Linked DNA regions of Homo sapiens: region 1 is linked to region 2. Evidence: chromatin contacts called from ENCODE Hi-C or POLR2A ChIA-PET data. All regions are on one chromosome and are shown on one strand. The core of a region is the stretch at or near the end of the contact, and the rest is flanking DNA. Distances in the headings are between cores, read along the strand shown.

The links. Hi-C counts contacts between places; a loop is a spot of excess contacts on that map. ChIA-PET counts read pairs that join two places held with the same protein, here RNA polymerase II (POLR2A). Pooled maps may share reads with other maps.
Region 1: a map of mammary epithelial cell shows a loop between it and region 2 (9-fold over the local background). The contact joins the promoter of SOX9-AS1 here to the enhancer-like site in region 2. A Hi-C loop is called at or near these places in 2 of 168 maps with a recorded cell type or tissue (PC-9 and mammary epithelial cell) and 3 of 50 pooled maps. POLR2A ChIA-PET finds 5 or more read pairs at or near these places in 3 of 52 experiments (A549, HEK293T and PC-3).

What each region holds. Positions count from the first base shown.
Region 1 is chr17:72,114,222-72,119,964 of GRCh38, forward strand. It overlaps SOX9-AS1 (SOX9 antisense RNA 1), which reads right to left and starts at 1,795. Exons shown (of 7, transcript NR_103738.1): 1 at 1,633-1,795; 2 at 1-179. RefSeq lists enhancers at 3,475-4,096, 5,462-5,743.
Region 2 is chr17:71,422,321-71,428,743 of GRCh38, forward strand. No RefSeq gene overlaps it. Among named protein-coding and RNA genes, the nearest start is that of CASC17, 220 kb to the left of the region's middle. Within about 2 kb of position 1,916, at least 5 of the 41 ENCODE cell types and tissues checked have a DNase peak (open chromatin) inside an H3K27ac peak, as active enhancers do; they include PC-3, PC-9 and mammary epithelial cell, where a contact is called at or near this core.

The DNA.
Region 1 (5,743 bases), core at 545-3,044, 690 kb after region 2:
TCCAAAGCACCTTGATGGAGCCGCAAGGATGGGAGGCAGCTTTCTGTGACCTGTGAGTCGTCTCAGGGAAATAGAAGGGGAATCCATGAAAGAGGCAGCAAGAGTCTCAGAACATTATGAGCCCAGAGGACAGAGCAGAGTTCACGTGGACAGAGGCTGGATTCTGCGGGAAACCAGACCTGGAGACAACAGCAGAGATGAAATCTTGTCTCCTTCAGAAGTTTAGGCACATTGTCAGCCCTCAGGCAATATTCACTGAATTGATTTATTCAAAAATCAGAATGATTTGACGTTGGGCTAAATGGGAGAGACATGACAAGTGACAGGGAAAGACAGGATGGAAAGGACATGGTGTCTCCACCACGTTGTACTTCCTCTACCCAGAACTCTACTCTGTCATCTGGAGTCCTAGAAAGATTTAGATGTAGCCACCCCATTCCCCCCATCCCTGCCCAGCCTCGTGTTCGTCCATACTTTGCAAATTTGCAAGCACCCGCAACAGCCTGCTTTGCCGCCCATGATACAGCATATATTTAATATAGTTGGGGTTCAAACTAATGCTCTACTGGGAGCTCCCTAGGAAAACTCTAGAGCCAGGTCCCTGGGGAGAAGTGGACCCTGGAGGCGTGGGGATGGGGTGAACGCCTGGGTGGAATATCTGAGCAAACCTACTCTGCCTTTCTGTCCAATCATACGGTAGAAAGCATACCTTCCAGGTACAGTATCAACCCCTCCGTCAGGGTTAGACACCACCTTTTCTCCTGGCTGCTGAGGAAAACATCTCAACCTATGAGATGTCTCCACTGCTCCAAGAAAATGAGTATTTAGGGGAAAGATTAAATGCCCATATACTTGAATCTATAGTGACCCTACCCCTAAATTATACTAGTAACTGTTTATCTGTCTCTGCTTTGCCTGTGGATATTAAGGCAGATGAGACAAAAAGTCTTCTTTTGCCAACCAAAGCTAACAGTTTGCGAGCTTTAGGGGGACCCCAAAGGGGACCAGTTTCTGTAATACAGTTGATGCCTTCTGTCTGTGTTCTGTCAGGATTCCCTCACATTTTAGCCAACCTGGAAACTAGGGAAGAAAAAGTAACAGGTTCCAGTCCTAGAACTCTGTGGAAGAAATCAACCTGCCCTTTCTCGTGGGGGTAAACACATGTGATCCAAAAGATAGTGACAGGAACACTGTTATATTTTCCGGGTCTTAATGATTTGGAAGGGGAATACTGTCCCCTCTCCTAGGCCAGTCCAAATTTCACAACCCATCCGGAAAACAAAAGGCTGAAGACAGAAAAAGAAGACATTTACTATTCCACTTCTTCCTTTTACATCAGTGAGAGAAAGGGCCTTGGGAGAAAGATGGCACAGAGAGAAACAAAAGAAAGAAAGAAAGAAAACCAAAAATCTCTGCTTTCTCAAAAATCCCTGGTCTGCCTATCTAGGCTGGGAGAGACCCCGAGGGCAGCCTGTCTCTCCTGCAGCCTTTGCAGTCAGCGACAGGCATCATGAAATTAATTTGAAATAAACAATGACAAAGCAGGAAGCTCAACGGGTCCCTGAGTTGCTTTGGGCCCCCACTCCTCCCCGAAGCCCCTGGGCTGTTTAACAAAGCCGTGGGTCCGCCTACCCCAAGCACTTTTTGTGACGTCACAGCTCCGAGGACCATCCGGGGGCTTTACTCTCGCGGAAGCCCAAAAGTTGGGGTTTGACCTCATGACCTTGGCCTTCCCGGGGGGCGGGAGGCCCTCGGGACAGGACGCGCTGTCCCCGGAGTCCGGAGCTCAGGCCAGTGGCAGTCGACCCAGCCCCCGAGACTCCCTCACGCCGCTCCAAAACCAAAACGGAGCCCAACACGAAGCTGGGTGAAGCCGTAGCTTGCAGGAGCCAGGGAGATGCGCTCTGCCCGGGACTTCCCGGGTCCTGTTGAGACGGAAAGGATCGCAGGGAAGACAGGATAATTGGTCTTTAACTCTGACCGTTACCTTCGAAATTGCACCTTACAAGCATGTCCTCTATTTCCGTGGCTTGATGGGGACACTTTCTCTGATTAAGATCCGGAATAATCACCCACCCAATGGGATCTCTTAGAGGGAAGCGCTGGTTAGAATCCCTCCAGGCTGAGATGCAATCATCGCCATTGAGCCTGCCCTCCCCTAGGGAAACCCCACAAAACCATCCTGAGAATCTCAGCCCTCTTTGGTCGGTACCTGAGACTGCATAGACCTAAACTGAAAGGTGATCGAAGGGGAGGAGCAGTTGCTCGTGCGGAGGAAGCTCTTGGGGCCGAAGTGGCCCCGGCCGAGTATGTCGCAAAGGAGGCACCACTGCGTTGAGCGCTTACTGTATCTTTACTTTTAAATCACCAAGGCAAAATCACCTTCAGCTAAAAATGCCTGAAAGACTTTTTAAAATAGTGGGAGTGGGCGTTAGGGGGAAGAGATGGCCTAGGAAATTTTCCGCAGGGCGTTCTAGGGATGAGTTGAGGGAAGCCGCATGACGCGCGGCTCCCCGGTGCCACAGCTAAGGACAGATATTTTCGCAAAACCCAGAATGAAAAAAGAGCACGCTCCCTTTGGGAGCGCTGTCCCTTTGGGACTGGGGCCTTCCACTCCCACCCCTCCTTTTTCCCTGATCGGCTCCGCAGCTCCACGACAAGCCAGCTGGTCTGGTCTCTGACTTGGGCTCCGGTCCGTACCCCCGGGGCGCCCTGCTGTGTTACAGCCGCCCGACGCCCCCAGACCCGGCCAGGTCACCAGGGCAGATTGGAGGTTCGCGCCCCCTCACCCGACACCTCCCGTCCACCTCATCTTTCTTTTTTTCGAAAACAGGAAAGGGAAGAAAACTGAAACGGGCCTCTTGGTCTGCAGTTTTAGCGGAGTCGGGATTCCACAGCCCTGAGTGGCACATGCCGGTCAACTTCCCAAAGTCGGGCTCCCGTGTGGGGAGAAATACACACGCAGGAATGCACAAGCATCGCGTGTTCGCAACTGTCGCTGGGAGGTCTGGCGGCTGTGATGGGACATGCACTCACTCGGGCAACACGTCCACAGGTGACATCTATTCGATCAGTCAACAGATATTTATTGCGCACCTACGACGCTATCTGGTACTTTCCTTTTCCCCTTAGCTGTTGCTGTCCAGCCCAGCGCCAGTCCAGAGACGGGCTTACCGGCCGCTCCCTTCCACAAGAAACTCGTGTCCGGCGTGAAGAGCGGACGATAAACACTCTCCAAGCCCAGCGAAATGTACTAATTACAGGAGCGGCTGGGAGCCCGCGACACGGGGACCTGTCCCTCCAGGGATAGGAGTCTTCTACCTGCAAGGGACCCGGCCTGGGGAACTGGAATAGACAAGGGGTAACCCCTTCTCCCATCACCTCTAATGAGAACATTGTCCGGGGCTGAGATATTTGGGGGACGCCGCTGCTCACCCCACCAAACTTTCCCTAGGGACAGAAAAGCGTCCCTACCGAAAACGGATTTAAACACCGTCCCCACTTTTGCTAAGGAAGTTTGGATAGGGAGGTTGTGGTCCTTAATTCGCCAGGTAAAAGGAACCCCATCAGCTCGCATCCCTCACCCCCATCCTGAGCACTGAGTGTTTGCGAGAAACTCGCCCTGCGCCAGCAACTCTGGGCTCCGGTCTCAGCTCCCGCGTAGACGCGGAGGAGAGATTGGCGGCCCCCGCTGGGGAAATTGAGCCCGGCGCCGGTCCGGGACGTGCAAGAGGGGGAAAGGGGGAGATCCCAGACCTCGGTTTCCCGAGGGCTTCCCTGGGGAGCCACTCGCACCTCTGTGTCTCCGCTCCCGGCGGCAGACCTCGCGGCGCTTGCTCAAGAGCGGGTATCCGAAAGCACGTCCCGAACACGGAGAAGCGCCCTCCGTCTCCTGCCTCGTGACCTGCGCCCTTTCCCTCCCTCACCGCATCAGATGGAGGACCCTGGCTCCTTTCGCCCCTGGCAAAATGCTCTAGCCAACACTGGGTCAACAGCCTTAGTTTCCAGATCTGTAACCTGAACATCAGGAGCGGGTTCCTTTCCTTCTACCTGTGTCTGAGGTCCTCTGGTCGGGGACTGCGCGCGTCTTCCCAGGTCAGGGAGGAGGGGTCGGGGCGACCTGAGAAAGACACAACGAAGCGAATGGAGCCCCTGAATGGGGAAAGGGGAGTGGACACCAGGAGGCCCCTGCAGAAATGCAGGACCGATCCACTCGCGAGCTGACAATGCCACGCGCTAGACTTGGCCTGACGGTGGCAACGCTTGGCACCTGGGGGATAGGGGCCTTCTCCTGGCCTCAGTCCCCAAATTCTGCGCAGAATAGAACGGCTGGCATCTCAAGTGCTCTTTTTTCACCCGGATCTCTACAGACACAAGTTCCCTCACTGAGCTGCGCAGAGGTGGATCCGCACAGGAGGGAATATCGCGTAGGAATTCCTGCAAATATAAATCTCAGCAGCAAAGCAGTCCAGATTGACTGGAACACACCACCCCCAGCCACCACCATCCAAGTTTTCCCTGGTTCTCGGAGTTGGAAACAGTTTCTGGGCTTTTGGCGCCCCCTCTGGATACAGATGAAAACTGCAGTCCATTTTTAAGTCGCCTGTTCATAAGTTTTCAGGAAGATGTAAAATTCAAAAATGCTTGCATCAAATCAACGGGAAATGTATAAATCCCCGTCGTTTATGATGTAAAACTCTACATATTAGTATCTTATTGCATAATTGCATTAAAAGTATATTTATACATATACGTATATATCTTGACATATATTTAGTGAAATATTCCAAAATATCTTAAAGTCATAGCCCTCTTCACTGACTTTATTCCAGCAAACATGGTAATTACAATATCATACAACTAAGTACAGACGACCTGGCTAAAATGTCTGCCCGATGGTCTCCGAGTCTCCTGAATCAGGTGTCTGAGAATTACACAGTTATACTGTACACACAATGCCCTTCTACCCGGGACACAGAAATAGGTCCACACTACGCGGACTTTTTTCTCCTAGGAAAGGACGATGCTGTTCTTACACTTTCTGAAAGTAATCACAGAGCCCTGGATACGAAGCTATTGTATGCAAATCTCTTAAATTTGTAAACGAGCTATAGGGCACCAGAAACATCCCATTTGAAGAAGTTACATTCGTTAAAAAAAAAATGCTGTTGAACAAGGCTGTAACTTACTACCTTATGAAGAGTTCCATTTCCTATAAGAAATGTCGGGCTTCTTCCGAAGACAACGAGAGAAAACAAGATTTTAAGAAATTCTCCCGGAAGGACATTGATTTGGATCTTGTGATAGTGTCCTCACTTCGCAAATTAGAAAGGGAAAAAAAAACTAGTTTTTATTATGATGTGGGCCGATTCACCACAACAATAATTTAATTGAGGCGAATTTTTGCAAGAGCCCAAAAGGGTGGGGGGGGGGGGGGAGTTTAAAATTAAGAGTTTCCCAATGCTGTGCGTTTATTTGGGATTCTGAAAGCACAGAACCCGCAAGCGACCAAGACTTTTCTTCTATCCCAGAGCAGATAGCTCCGCACTTACCCAACCTGGCTCTAAGCATTTCGTGTAAACACAAAGGTTGTGCTCAAATCACACTTGAAATACATGAGAGACACCACCAATGCCTCCCCCAGAACTCCCAACTACATGCAGGTCTGAACCGACCGGACTAGAGTCAGAAGCACCGGCGCTTCACCCCTTCAGGTGTTTCGTAAATGCCAGCAAAAGCAGGC
Region 2 (6,423 bases), core at 666-3,165:
TGGGGAGGGTAGCTTCACCTTCGGGTATTGGCAAGGCCTCCTGTGATAAGTGTTCACAACGACAATGACAACAACAACAATAACAATTGCCTCTTCTGTGAAGATATACACACACACTCTCTCACAAAAAAATTTACATACACATGAACAAATTCATCAAAGGGACAGTTTTGAGAGTCCAGGACAGATTCATAAATATAATGAAACATATAGCAAAAGTGGCCTTACAAATTAGTGATTACAAATTAGTAAGGATGAGTTACTGAATGAAGTTTACTGGGACAATTTGCCTATCAATATTGAAAAAACTCAATAAAGTCAAGCAACTCAATAAAGAATAGGCAAAATATTATAAGTAATTCACAAAAGAAGAAAGCTGAATGGCCAATAAGTATAAGAGAAGGCCAGGCACGGCGGCTCATGCCTGTAATCCCAGCACTTTGGCAGGCCGAGGCGGGCAGATCACGAGGTCAGGAGATCGAGACCATCCTGGCTAACATGGTGAAACCCTGTCTCTACTAAAAATACAAAAAATTAGCCGGGCGTGGTAGCAGGCGCCTGTAGTCCCAGCTACCGGGGAGGCTGAGACAGGAGAATGGCGTGAACCTGGAAGGCGGAGCTTGCAGTGAGCTGAGACCGCGCCACTGCACTCCAGCCTGGGTGACAGAGCAAGACTCCACCTCAAAAAAAAAAAAAAAAAAAAAAAAAAAAACACAGAAAATGCTCACATACTCTAATAATTAGAAAGATACAAAATAGCACAAGATATCACTTCACACTTCTTAGACTGAAAAATAAAATAAAAGGTCTAGTAATACTTATTACTGGAGATGATATGAGGGAAATCACAGCACTCACACACCATTTTGAGGGGAAAATTAGTGCATTAACTAAAAGAACAATTTGCTCTTTTCCCTCCAGGAATCCTCTCTCAAATGTCTTTTGACTTAACTCCTCAGGAATCATCTTCTAAGACGTTCTCACTCATCTCCCAGATGATATTTGCATTATAAAGTCCACCTGCAACTTTTGTGCATTTTAACCTCTACCTTCAGCCAGGATGGACATCAAAATGATTTTAAAATCACCACGAAATTTCATAATCCATGAAAGGATACTCATTTCCTTACATTCTATTGCATTAACTGTTTTGCAATTTTGTGGAAATCTATTTCAGACTTAAGCATACATCCAAGGATCAGTTATTGCACATAAAGCACAGACCACCTCAGTGGCAAACTCACTTTGGCTGGCAACGAAAGCAGATATGTAAAATGCTGCCTTCTCCATAGGAATAAGGGAATGAGCGGGAATCCCCCAAATCCTCTGCGCACATAAGGTTCACTTGGTGCGGCTCTTTAACTTCTATTTTATAACTAACCCACGTGGAAAGATTTTTTCCACATTGAAATCAAGATGGGCGGGATTGGTTTTGTTTTAACTAGTTTTCCTTCATATGTGAGATTTCTAGCATATAGCCTGAGAAGTCGGGGGCAATGAAATGCATATAGTGTAGAAAAGGGATATAAAAATTTCTTGTTTTAAATTTTTTTCCCATGTCTGTAAACACTCCATTTCACCTGGCAGAAAAGTTGTTCATGACCGAAGGCTCCTAGGCAAAACAGGTTTGGACCCAAAGGAAATAAAGAGAACTCTTGTCTTTCCTGTCATGCAGAGTGATTTTATATGCACTAACCCAGTGACTGAGAAGAGGAAGATTCTGTCCCTAAGGTGGCCTGTCCCGGCTGGGGCAGGTGCAACTTGCAGGGTAAATCCCAGAGGACCCAGCTATGGCCTTCATTCTCAGCAGACACTGCTTTTGCAATCACTTTTTATCTGTGAATCCTTGCTGGAGAAATAAGAACAGTCTACAGCTTCCTGTGTGATTTGCCACTTCTCCTTGTGGACGACAGTCATGTCTGCAATATGCGCTGATTTTATCAGGAGATGTATTTAAAGGCTAGTGGTTAATGCTGTATTAACATGTGATGGGGTAAAGGAAATAGGGTGCAATTTTTCTGCCTTAGTCACTCTCCCAGGCATAAGATAGAGTAACACAGGTGTGTCTGATCTCCCCAGGGGGTTGATTATCTCACAATAACCACATCCTCTGTAATTCGCTTACTACTATTTTTTTTTCCCAGGATCAGATACAAAGAAGTGATTTAGGTGATTGGATTGACTGACAAAAAACTGTCAGCCAGTCTGCACCATGACATTTTAAAGGATAATATCTACTTTCTGCAGGTTCAGCCACCAATAGGCTAGTGTCAGTGTCAGCAAATTAAAGGCTTCCTGGACCAACTGGGCTTCTGCAAAAACGTTTATGTTTACATTTCCAATGCCCTTTTCATAGGCAATTCAAAACCTAAAACCTAAAAGTTTTCACTACTCTTAAGAGAAATAAAGGGCAGGGAGTTGGCATCAATCCCCACCTGAGAAACACACTATTGTTTGCCAGTGCTTTATGATGGATTTGAGGGAGGTCAGCTGCTATTCCTAGATTAATCTAGCGAATCAAATGCAGTAACGATTTCTCTCTTACATTCTGACTGAGACAGAGAAAACCTAAGTCCAGAAGGTTGTAATCAAGAGATAAGTGACTTAGGGGATAATTTCATATCTGACTCTCAGATACAGTGATTGTCAATATTTCAATTTCATTGAATTCAATTTAAGAGATCACAATAATGTTTATCTCATTTGGACTGAGCACTTTTGGAAGTCTATTCATTAGTATAATGCTCAATAGTCTTTTGGAAAACAAAATTAAATAGAGAATTATGGAGAAATGAGTACTAATTTAGCTAAAGATTGGTTTCCATCTGATGTAAGAGGGTGACATGAATGAACTTCTGGTTACAGTCATCCTTAAATGCAAAAGGGTGAAGTTGTATAATGCTTCCTTGTTCTTTTAGGTGGATACAAAGTACCTTACATTTTAAATAAACTGTTGTCTTCTATATAAATGCTCTATTTTTCTTTTGATTTAATGGTCCCTAATCATTGAGTTCTTGTTTTCATCTTTAAAACTTAAGGGTCTATGAATGTTTTGGAGACATATTCTGTAATAAACTTTAAGAGTCAAGGATGCATTGGTGAAGCAAAATCTCTGCTCACATCAATTCAATATCTTATTCTAGTCAGTCAAGTGTTAGCCTTGGGTTCAAGGTAGGTTGCTGCCTTAGCAGTGGGTACCAGGGCTTTTACGATGGCAATTCTGTGCAACACCAAAATGTCATGACTGCAAACTCATTTCCTGGGCACTTTCATGGACAAATATATAATAACATGGTACACTGGCACACTGAAGCAAAGCTTTGCAACAAGCCAACCAAGCACTGGTGAAATCAACTAAGTTGAAGCAATTGGAATGATGCAACAAGGGATGATCAGAACCATTTTATATTACATTTATTCTAATCTCATTAGATTTTCTAATGGGTTCGTGTTCAGCTGTTCTCTAAGAAGATCCTTGCATTCTCCATTTTTCTCATATCCATGTAGAAGTTTTCATTCAGATTTCTACATAGAGTAAGAGGCCAATAAATACTTGTTAATGGACTTCAACATTCTCCCTTTTCCTCAAAACTCAAAGTTTTGTTTTTGCCCTGATGAGAAAGAATAACAATAGCAACAGCAATAAATGTTAAAGATGGATAAAAATAAGAATGAAGCCTCTCTTCTGGTTCAAAATTCAGCCAAAAAACATACTGGACAAAAAAGCAACCTGACTAGGAAATAACGTGAAAAGCTTTAAGAGAAAACGGGTCCTTGCAGGTAGCAATTAAACACACACACACACACACACACACACACACACACACACACACACACAGAGGACATATTTCTCTTTGTATTCACAGGTTAAAAAGATGCAACTGAAATAGGGGTAATATTTAAGTTGAACTAACTGTTTTGTATCTAAACTTGATGGGTAGGTGTCAGTACTGTTTATGGTGAAAGAAACAGAAAGGTATACATTCATTTTACTACATGAACAGGACTGCTAAATATGGAGAACATATTTTTGCAATGAATATAAACAATTTTACAGTTTATCTTTCTAATTTCCCAGCAAGTCCAGATTATTGATGGTAAAAGGACTCAATGCAAATACATATTAAGTTTTCATTTATTTTTCCTTCAATATACCTGAACACCTGAATGAAACATTTCATGAATGGAAAGTTAATCTACCCAAGCTTGGATACCTGAAACATTAAGAAACTGGACGCTTTTTTGGATTTAGTCAACCACACAGGAGTATTGTGCAAAAGGTTAGGATAGGGACTCAATCTCAAAGCTCAGAGCTTGATCCCTCATTGAAAAAATCAAGGTGCTTTGCTTTTTTATTTTTTTTCTTTTTCATTTGAATGGGTTCAAATCTTCGGCTTACTCAATTTTCACCCAGGGCTTAATGCACTGGGTAACCCTCAGGACATAAAACTTTCAAAGTGAAATGATTCTTTCTGCTGACAGATGTTCTTAATGACATGTGAAATGAGGCTTCATATAAGTTCTGGTCCTCAGAAATGCATTTGGATGTGGCTGGACTTGTACACAGCCCAACTGTCTACGCAGACAATCTTATTTTTTCATAGAATATTTGGTCTTAGCACACAAAGAGGCTTCTCTTATGACAGGGATTTTAAAATTTTGAATCCTCTTTGTTTTTGTGGGCAACTCCATTCAAAAATCCTTACAAAAATTTTTAAGACACCATAGACTAGTTTACAGATACTCCTTGAAGGTAAAATAAGTAGGTGAGTTTAAAGTTGAGGTTGATAGCATTCATGTTGTCATATGCCAAAGTGGTCAGCAACAGGATGTGCAACTCTATGACACCTCACTGGACAGTTTAATTCATGCCTTCCATTGATATTGTTATCTTGATTTTTTAATGTTTTGTATTAAATATTAGGCAGATGAGATATCAAATAATAGTTATAGAATATACTTAGGGTATAGAAATACCAATACAATAATGGCTCACTCTCCCACAGAATCATTTAAGAAGTAGTACTTACAATTTTTCTCCAACAGTGAATTTGATATGCATGTGAAATCTTAAAAACAAATAAAAATCATGCTTTATTAAGAAATGTAACTAAGAAAGGATATTGAGTTATACTTTTGCTGAGACACTTGTAAGACTTTAAAAATAAACAATGATTTTGTTTTAGCAAAGCAGTGGTATCCTATCAATATGCATTTCTGTCAACATAAACAGTATCCAAGAATCAGGTACAGCGAAGATGTTCCTACACCAGTAATCACAATCAAGTCAGAAATTCCTTAATTTTTGTAATAAATCTGCAAACAGAATTTTAGCTCATGACTGTGCTAATTGTTCATTCTTGTGAATCTGAACTACAAATAATCAAACGGTATTCAGACTTAATCTGTGTTTTACATGTTCCTTATAGTTACTCTGGATTTTTCACATTGGAACTTTTCTATAACCTACATTCTTCTCTGCTTAAGTACTTTCCTGAAATCCATTCTTGGTGTCATCTATGTATTAGCCGGTAGGTAAATATCCAGTACATGAAAGTATGTCTCTTTATTTTAACTCTTTCCTCTTTTGGATTCTGAGTTAAACATAAGGAGGAGGAATAGTTTTTCTTGGTGTTACCACATCAATGTGGTTCCATCTAAATTAGCCTTGGGCTATGAGGGAGGAGACAGTATGGCATGACTGTAAACGAAGGAAAATTAAGCACAGCATCCTGTTTACTTTCAGTTGGAAAGTTGAGTAAAACAACCTGCTAAGCCACAGCCTTGTTTTTGGATAGATTATGCATTTCATTAGCAAAAAGGTAGTTTTTGAAAGCAACTTTGTGAAAAAATAATCACTGGACGTGAAGAAAAAAAATGGCCATTTTAGGGACCATTCCTGGAACAGGCAAATCTCTGAATTTATTTTAACTACCAGGACAGGGATATTTCAAAGACACAGTCTCTGGGTACCTTGGCACCAAGACTAAACTGGGCAAGAGTTGTATCTTAAGTTCTTTCCTTGGGGAACAACAGCCATGTGCTACTTCTACAGCCATTCTTTCAAGAGTTCTAAATATGAGTAACTCTGCATATTATTGTGCCTCTATAAACAGCTTGGAGTTATTACAGATGGCGACAAAATATTTAGTGGGTTTATGTGGAAATTTACAGTGGAAATCTTATAAAACATATGCAATCTTTTTATGTAGTTGGGACTCTTGGCTTGAGAAACTAAATGGGACATTTACTTTGCACTTTGGCCACCTCTGTAGGGGATGTGGAATAGACTTAATCCAACGAGATACTGAAGAATCTTGTGAAAAAACATCCCAGGAAAAGAAAGCTGAGGGCCATTACATTTGTTTCAAGATCAATTTCAGAGTCAAAGGGAAAGATCAATTTTATATATGGTCTTGACTC